2 separate regions of the Homo sapiens genome follow, and region 1 is linked to region 2. A link is an interaction called in ENCODE POLR2A ChIA-PET data of the cell type or tissue named here. Cell type or tissue: CD4-positive, alpha-beta T cell. All regions are shown on one strand. Each heading gives the region's core, and the rest is flanking DNA. Links, peaks and the distances in the headings are about the cores only.

The links. Peaks named below come from ENCODE experiments on the same cell type or tissue, not always from the same donor. Only the 100,000 strongest peaks of a DNase experiment are listed, where the experiment ranks them.
Region 1: POLR2A ChIA-PET joins it to region 2 with 6 read pairs; 3 of 35 experiments call an interaction of 5 or more read pairs at or near these places.

What each region holds. Positions count from the first base shown.
Region 1 is chr1:28,550,222-28,554,605 of GRCh38, reverse strand. TRNAU1AP (tRNA selenocysteine 1 associated protein 1) reads right to left here and starts at 1,521. Exons shown (of 9, transcript NM_017846.5): 1 at 1,469-1,521; 2 at 869-966. The coding sequence starts at 1,495. RefSeq lists silencers at 215-509, 1,442-1,581 and enhancers at 1,732-1,791, 1,515-1,809. In CD4-positive, alpha-beta T cell, for the core only: no CTCF peak of the experiment used is centred there; DNase peaks (open chromatin) are centred at 1,635 and 2,005; H3K4me3 peaks cover 1,995 bases; H3K27ac peaks cover 1,655 bases.
Region 2 is chr1:28,773,317-28,777,700 of GRCh38, reverse strand. No RefSeq gene overlaps it. Among named protein-coding and RNA genes, the nearest start is that of OPRD1, 37 kb to the left of the region's middle. RefSeq lists an enhancer at 2,250-2,544. In CD4-positive, alpha-beta T cell, for the core only: no CTCF peak of the experiment used is centred there; a DNase peak (open chromatin) is centred at 2,280; H3K4me3 peaks cover 1,099 bases; H3K27ac peaks cover 982 bases.

The DNA.
Region 1 (4,384 bases), core at 115-4,114, 220 kb after region 2:
CCTCCCAAAGTGCTAGGATTACAGGCGAGAGCCACTGCGCCCGGCTATTTATTGTAACTCTTCAAGTTATTAAGCCTCTTCATAATAGTATTTACCTACCTCAGAAGTTTCTGAGGTTTTAAGGAGATAATGGATGTAAACTGCTTATTACTCAGCAGATCGTAATCTGACTATACTTACTGAGCATATGCTATATGCCATACACTGTCCTAATGATGAATGTGAATTAACTCATTTAATCCTCACCATAACTCTAGGAGGTAGGTGCTGTTATTTCCATTTTTATACTCAAAGTGAATGAGACAGAGCAGTTAAGTAACTTACCCAAGGTCATAGAGTAGAAATAGCTTTCAAACCCAGTCTCGCTTGAGTCCTGCGTTTTTTGTTTTTTTGTTTTTTTTTTTTTTGAGACATTGTTTTGCTCTTGTTGTCCAAGCTGAAGTACAGTGGCACGATCTCAGCTCACTGCAACCTTCGCCTCCCGGGTTCAAGTGATTCTCATGCCTCAGCCTCCGGAGTAGCTGGGGTTACAGGTGCCTGCCACCACACCCGGCTAATTTTTGTATTTTTAGTAGAGACGGGGTTTCACCATGTTGGCCAGGCTGGTCTCAAACTCCTGACCTCAGGTGATCCACCCACCTCAGCCTCCCAAAGTGCTGGGATTACAGGTGTGAGTCACAACGCCTGGCAAGTCCTACCCTTAAGCTACATGCCATCCTTCCACTCATTGGGACCTCAAAATGTTAGCTGTTATAATTTTACAGTGACTATTACTAGGGGTAGTGAGAAGCCATGACTACGATGTTTACATTCTCGTACATGACAGCTGCAACGAGATGTATTAAGAGAGACCTGAGATGAGACTTACCCAGTGAGGCGGTTTCGGATAATTTTGACGCTCATTACGGTCTCCCCCATGGTGGCAAAGGCTCTGGAGATGAAGTTCTCATCCATGTAGGGTTCCAGCTGCGTAAAAACAAGAGCACAGCGGCTCAGGCCGGCGGCCGGGCTTCCCACTCCGGGTTCCAGAGCCCCTCCCGTTCAGCCCAGGGCTGGCTACGCGCCGCTGGGGGAGCGAGGGGCGAGGTTCGCCTCCACTGAGCGGCCTGAAACCCCAGCTCTTTTGGTTCAAGCTTGCCCCGCTTTAGGGAGCCTCCCCTTGGACCTAGAAACCCCACTCCTCCGGTCCCAGAACAGCGCGCCTCAGTCCTTGGATTGCTCCCATTCTATGTCCCCAAAGCACCACCTTTCCCTCCCACGAACCCAGGTGGGGCCCCAGGACCCCTAGCCTCACGGACTCAGCCTCTTCACTTAGATGCTGGAACCCGCTTCTGTGTCACCAAAAAGAACCCCCGTCACACGTCTCCCCTTTCTGGGATCCCAAGTCCCCTCCCACTCAGATCCTTCCTCTCTCGCGAAACCGAGATGCTTCCTTGTCTTCAGACCCCGGACGGCTGCCCTCACTCACGTCGCCCATCCACAGGCTGGCCGCCATACCCGCGCACCGGGGTGGGGCTTTGCGGGCGGGGCTCTGCGGGCGGGGCTCGAAGGCCCGCGCGGGCGCCAATCCTGGCTGCGGAGACCGCTACAGAGCATGCGCCTCCGACGGCTTCTGCGCAGGCTCCCGAGCGCAGCGGCCCGGGTCGGGCAGTGTGTTCAGCTCCGGGTTTTTCCTGCAACCCACTGGGCGCTAGGCTTCCGGATCGCGGTGGGCGGAGTTCAGGCTGGAATGGGGCGGGCCAGATACCACCTGGCCCAGGCGGCTGGGTTACTTGGGTTTATTTCTGACTTTATATATTTAGAAAACAAACAAAACTACACACACACACTCGTCTGACTTTATATAGAAAACAAAACCACACACACACAGACACATATAATTACAACATTAATATATGCTCGTTAGGGCTGGGCACGGTGGCTCACGCCTGTAATCCCAGCACTTGAGGAGGCCGAGGCGGGCGGATCACGAGGTGAAGAAATCGAGACCATCCTCGCCAACAGGGGGAAACCCCCTCTCTACTAAAAGTACGAAAATTAGCGGGCGTGGTGGCGAGCGCTGGTAGTCGCAGCTACTCGGGAGACTGAGGCAGGAGAATCGCTTAAACCCAGGGGGCAGAAGTTGCAGTGAGCCGAGATAGCGCCATTGCACCGCAGCCTGGTGACAGAGCAAGACTCCATATATATACATACACACACACACACACATACACATATATATACACATATATACACATATACACACATAATACACATATACACATATATACACACATACACATATATATACATATATACACACACACACACACATATATATGTATGCTCGTTACTTGGGTTAATTTCTGACTTTACATATTTAGAAAACAAACAAGGCCGGGCGCGGTGGCTCACGCCTGTAATCCCAACACTTTGGGAGGCCGAGGTGGGCAGATCACGAGGTCAGGAGATCGAGACCATCCTGGCCAACATGGTGAAACCCCGTCTCTACTAAAAATACAGAAATTAGCCGGGTATGATGGTGTGCACTTGTAGTCCCAGCTACTCAGGTGGCTGAGACAGGATAATCACTTGAACCCGGGAGGCAGAGGCTGCAGTGAGCCGAGATCGCGCCACTGCACTCCAGCCTGGGCGACAGAGTGAGACTCTGTCTCAAATTAAAAAAAAAACAAAAAACAAAAAACATACACACGTACACACACACACAAACACACACATAATTACAACATTAATATATGCTCGTTGTAAAAAACTGCAGATACAAGTGCATCCAAAAAAGTGAAAATATCCCTCCGGACAACCCGGTTCCACTACCTCCCTATTGTTACCAGGGGTTCTTAGGCTCTCAATCCAACAGAAATTAACATGAGGCCAAAAAAGTTTTCCCAGACAAGTCTTCATTGGAGCTTATGCCTGGGTATAAGGGAGGCAGCACAAGAGAGCGAGAATTCCCTGACTCTCCGAAAAGAGCTGGTTGAGATGTTTTATTGGGCAAAGCACGGAAAGTGATATCAAGTGTAGGGTTTACAGGCTGGGCAGGACAAAGCTCATGAGGGTGGGGTATGAAGGTCAGCATATCCTGTTGTAATGATTATCTTTTTTTTTTTTTTTGAGACGGAGTCTTCCTTTGTCGCCCAGGCTGGAGTGCAATGGCACAATCTCGGCTCAGAATAGCTAGAATCTAGCCTCCTGGGTTCTAGCTATTCTCCTGCTTCACCTCCTGAGTAGCTGGGATTACAGGCGCCCACCACCAGGCACAGCTAATTTTTGTATTTTCAGTAGAGACGGGGTTTCACCATGTTGGTCAGGCTGGTCTCGAACTCCTGACCTGAGGTGATCCACCCACCTCGGCCTCCCAAAGTGCTGGGATTACAGGCGTGAGCCACCCATCGCGCCCAGCCAATGATTATCTTTAGTACTGGGCTACCTGGTAGTTTGGCTGTCAGCAACAAGGCTGTAAATGAAGTTTTCAGCATTTCTTCCTGAGATGAGACATTCCACAACCTTGGTTGGATAATTTGGATCTCCTAAGGCCAGATCCTAGAATTATTTTTATTTTATTTATTTATTTATTTATTCAGTTGGTCAGTCATTCTGAGAGAGGGTCTCTCTCTGTCGCCCAGGCTGGAGCGCATTGGCACAATCTTGGCTTATTGCAGCCTCAAACTCCCGGACTCAAGTGATCCTCCTGCCTCAGCCTCCAGAGTAGCTGGCACTACAGGTGTGCACCCCCACAGCTGGCTAATTTTTTTTTTTTTGCAGAGAGGAGAGCTCACTATGTTGGCCAAGCTCATTTTGGACTCCTAGGCTCAAGCGATCCTCCTGCCTTGGCCTCCCAAAGTGCTGGGATTATAGGTGTGAGCCACAGCGCCCAGCCTCTTTTTTCTTTTCTTTCTTTTTTTTTTTTTTTTTTTTTTTTTGTTTGAGACGGATTACAGCCACCTGCCACCATGCCTGGCTAGTTTTTTTTTTTTTTTTTTTTTTTTTTTATTTTTAGAAGAGGCAGGGTTTCACTATGTTGGCCAGGCTGGTCTAGAACTCCTGACCTCATGATCCCCCCACTGTGGCCTCCCAAAGTGCTGGGATTACAGGCGTGAGCCACCACGCCTGGCTTCTTTTTTCTGCTTTCTTTTTTTTTTGTAGATCCTGGAATTCTTTAATTAAAGGGCATGGTTACACATTATAAGAGCACAAAAGAACAATATATAATGGCTATTTTTCTTTATATGACTAAAGCCTCAGAGTTAGTGGGTATGGTGGTGTGGGTTTTTGTTTTTTCTTTTGAGACAGAGTCTCGCTCTCGCCCTGGCTGGAGTGCAGTGGTGTGATCTCAGCTCACTGCAAGCTCCGCCTCCCAGGTTCATGCCAGTCTCCTGCCTCAGCC
Region 2 (4,384 bases), core at 236-4,235:
CTCACTGCAGCCTTGACCTTCCCAGACTCAGGTGATTCTCCTACCTCAGCCTCCCCAGTAGCTGGGACTACAAGTGTGCACCACCACACCGGGATGATTTTTGTATTTTTAGTATAGACAGGGTTTCGCCACGTTGGCCAGGCTGGTTTCAAACTCCTGACCTCAAGTAATCCTCCAGCCTTAGCCTCCCAAAGTGCTGGGATTACAAGCATGAGCCACCGGGCCTGGCCCATATACTGATTTTATATGTTATAAAGCAAGTGTTTTTTTAAAAAGGTTTATAAGGATAGATTAGCGAAATGTTTTTTATTTATTTTTATTTATTTATTTATTTTTGAGACGGAGTCTTGATCTGTCGCCCAGGCTGGAGTGCAGTGGTGCGATCTCCACTCACTGCAACCTCCGCCTCCCGGGTTCACTCCATTCTCCTGCCTCAGCCTCCCGAGTAGCGGGTACTACAGGCGCCCGCCACAACGCCGGCTAATTTTTTGTATTTTTGGTAGAGACGGGGTTTCACCATGTTAGCCAGGATGGTCTCGATCTCCTGACCTCATAATCCGCCCGCCTCGGCCTCCCAAAGTGCTAGGATTACAGGCATGAGCCACTGCGCCCGGCCTAGCCAAATATTATACCAAGATTTTTGTTGTTGTTTGAGACGGAATCTTGCTCTCATAGGCTGTCTGCGGCATCCTTCACGAGCTGCGTGATATTGGGCAGGTCAGAGAATTGCTCTGTGCACGCATTTTCTCATCCAAAAAAGGAAATTGCCTCTGAAGCCACTTGATGGTATGAGTTTTACAGGGATTTAAATTGACGTTAGTGGTCCTTTTTTTTTTTTTTTTTTTTGAGACGGAATTTCACTCTGTCGCACAGGCTGGAGTGCAGTGGTGCGATCTCCGCTCACTGCAACCTCCGCCTCCCAGGTTCAAGTGATTCTCCTCCCTCAGCCTCCCGAGTAGCTGGGATTACAAGCACGCGTCACCACGCCCGGCTCATTTTTTGTATTTTTAGTAGAGACAGGGTTTCACCGTGTTAGCCAGGATGGACTGCGCCCGGCCTGTACACACTTTTTATTCTGCATGTGTAACTGTCTGAACTGTGTTAGCTGTTTGTTTGTTTTAAATTAGAACAGCACTACTGGGGCCCGGCGCGGTGGCTCACGCCTGTAATCCCAGCATTTTGGGAGGCGGAGGTGGCCGGATCACCTGAGGTCAAGAGTTAGAGACCAGCCTTACCAACAAGGTGAAACCCCGTCTCTACTGAAAATACAATTGGCCAGGCATGGTGACGGGCTCCCGTAATCCCAGCTACTTGGGAGGCTGAAGCAGGAGAATCGCTTCAACCCTGGAGGCAGAGGTTGCAGTGAGCCAAGATCGTGCCACTGCACTCCAGCCTGGGAGATAGCACTCCAGCCTGGGAGATGGAGTAAGATTCCATTTAAAAAAAAAAAAAAAGCACCAGTAACGTCAATTTAAATCCCTGTAAAACTCATACCATCAAGTGGCTTCAGAGGCAATTTCCTTTTTCGGACGAGAAAATGCGTGCACAGAGCAATTCTCTGACCTGCCCAGTATCACAGACCTCTTGAAGGATGGCACAGACAGCCTATGAGAGAGAGCTGAGCTGTGGAGGACGATGAAGAGGCGAAGGGCTCCTGTGGTTTCCAGAGATAAAGAAAAGCTAGGGAAAAAACGCCAATATAGATAGGGGCAGTTTTCTGGGTAGCTCTGCTCTTATGGAGCTCGCCAAATATAAGATGGTATATTCCTTAAACAGGATGCTGAGAAAACAAGAATCTTCATTTATTTCTCTTTTCCCCAATGCCCAACAATAGTAGCGACAGGAGCTCACAAAATACAGGTTAACTAACACATGGAAACAACAGATGAGTACACTCACACGCACACCTGGAGAGGGCAGCAAAATTGGGAGTTTCCTCGGGGAGCTGCCCTTCAGAGGCACCTCAACTTTTTCGAGTACATGAACCCACGGCCCGCAGGTCGGCTAACAGCTTTCCAACCTTTACCAAGCCTCATGTCTGAGCATTATTGAAGAGGCCGAAGAAAGCAATAAGCTACACATGACACGAATGTCATCTTTGCCTGGTTAGCAGGGTGGTGTGAAACCCCATTTCCCTCTCAGACGACCCAGCTCACCTGCGCAGGTGAGGGCCGGGCGCTTCCGCACAGGCGCAGAAGCAAGGGCGGACACCATCTTGAGCCGCAGCTCAAGGTGGCACAACCGCCGTCAGAGAGAAGGCGTACAAAAACCAGGCTGCGACGGGGTGGGGAAGCATGGAGGGAACCTGGCTACAGCCGGGCAGAAGGTGGCCCTCCTCCATCCGCAGGCACGGCGCACGCGCCGTCCAGCCGCCAAGCCCGGCCCCCGCAGGCGGAGCTCCAGAGCCTGTCCCGGAAACCCGGAGCCAAGGGCCCTAAAGGGCGTGGGACCTTCTGTAATTCCCTCCACTAGCTGAAGACCGCTGGCTTTCACCACACCATGTCAGCTTCCCACGTGCAAACCCGGCAGCTGTAATTAAACATCACAGTTCCAAAGGCTTCTCAGTAGTAAGGAGGTGCACCAGCTGCCCAGAAACCACTAGCGATGAGCGATGCTCATGACAAAGTGGCATTGCTTCCTAAAGCAGAAAAAATTGATTGCAAGTGGACTTACAGATCTGAATCCTAGGGACACCTTTACTTCCACTCTCATTTTCAAAACATTCATGACACGCAGGCCACAAGTCAACTTTCAAATAAAAGTCAAATAAGTGGTAACATCAAGTGCAATGTTAGCTCCATAATGAAAAACGAAAACTTAATTTTTTTAGTATGTTTTGAGACGGAGTTTCACTCTTGTCGCCCAGGCTGGACTGCAATGGCATGATCTCGGCTCACTGCAACCTCCACCTCCTCCTGGGTTCAAGCAATTCTCCTGCTTCAGCCTCCCGAGTAGCTGGGATTACAGGCGTGCACCACCACACCCGGCTAATTTTTGTATTATTAGTAGACATTAGTAGAGACGGGGTTTCACCATATCGGCCAGGCTGGTCTCGAACTCTTGGCCTCAGGTGATCCACCTGCCTTGGCCTCCCAAAGTGTTGGGATTACAGGCGTGAGCCATTGCCCCCGGCCGAAAACTTTTATTACAAGAGCATTTACTTTCTCACTGGTAGAGAAAGCTCCAAGGTGTGGGAACCAGGACTTCAAACATTCTAGGTAGGACTTCTAACGTTTTGGGGTCTCTATTTACAAGGCTTAACAGAGACATCGTGAAAGGATGTAAACCCATGAGCACTGAGCCATACCCTAGCTGAAGTACTGTCAAGTGGAAGCCCTCTAATTCCAGAGGATTCATTCACATGTAGCTTTTTAAAAGGTGAGGACAAAATAAAGTGGTTAAGTGTTTTGATTAGTCTCAATAATTCTCCACTTACCCTGGTAATAAGTCCCAGTTTAATAATCCATTGCAATTTGAAGAATTGCCTTTAAAAAAAGTTCAATAGGGCCGGGCACGGTGGCTCACGCCTGTAATCCCAGCACTTTGGGATGCCAAGGCAGCTGGACCACGAGGTCAGGAGTTTGAGAACAGCGTGGCCAACAAGGTGAAACCCTGTCTCTACTAAAACTACAAAAATTAGCCGGGCACGGTGGCAGGCACCTGTAATCCCAGCTGCTCAGCAGGCTGAGGCAGGAGAATCACTTGAATCCAGGCGGCAGAGATTGCAGTGAGCCGAGACTGCGCCACTGCACTCCAGCCTGGGCAAGAGACGCTGTATCTTAAAAGCAAAAAACAAAACAAAACGAAAAAACACCTCGATAATTCTGAAACATTCTCCAATAAAAGGAAGCAGAATTTCTTGGAAAAAAGTGGAATTGGGGCAGGGAAAATACAAGATTCCCAGGGAACATCTTACAGTACCAGAAGGGCAGACACCAGAAAATTTTTCTGAGACAGGGCCTTGCTGTTAGGCAGCTCACTGCAACCTCAACCTCCCCTGATCAAGTCATCCTCCCACCTCAGCCTCCCCAGCAGATGGGACTACAGGAGCATACCACACCTGGCTTATTTTCTGTAGAGACCAGGTCTCAATATGTTGCACAGGCTGGTATCAAATTCCCAGGTTCAAGGAATCCTCCCACCTCAACTTCCCAAAGTGCTGGGGTTACAGGCATAAGCCACAAAGCCAGACCACCAAAAATAATGACAGCATGTCAAGAAAACAAAGGAGCCAATTTTAAGGAGCTCCTAATGGCCAAAGCTGAGACAATTTGAGCAAAAGTGAATCCATACTGATATACTGAATAAATACAGAGAAGGGACACCTCCTTACAATAGAGTGCTAATTAATAAATGTAGAAGGACTAGAAATCGTGAAGCAACA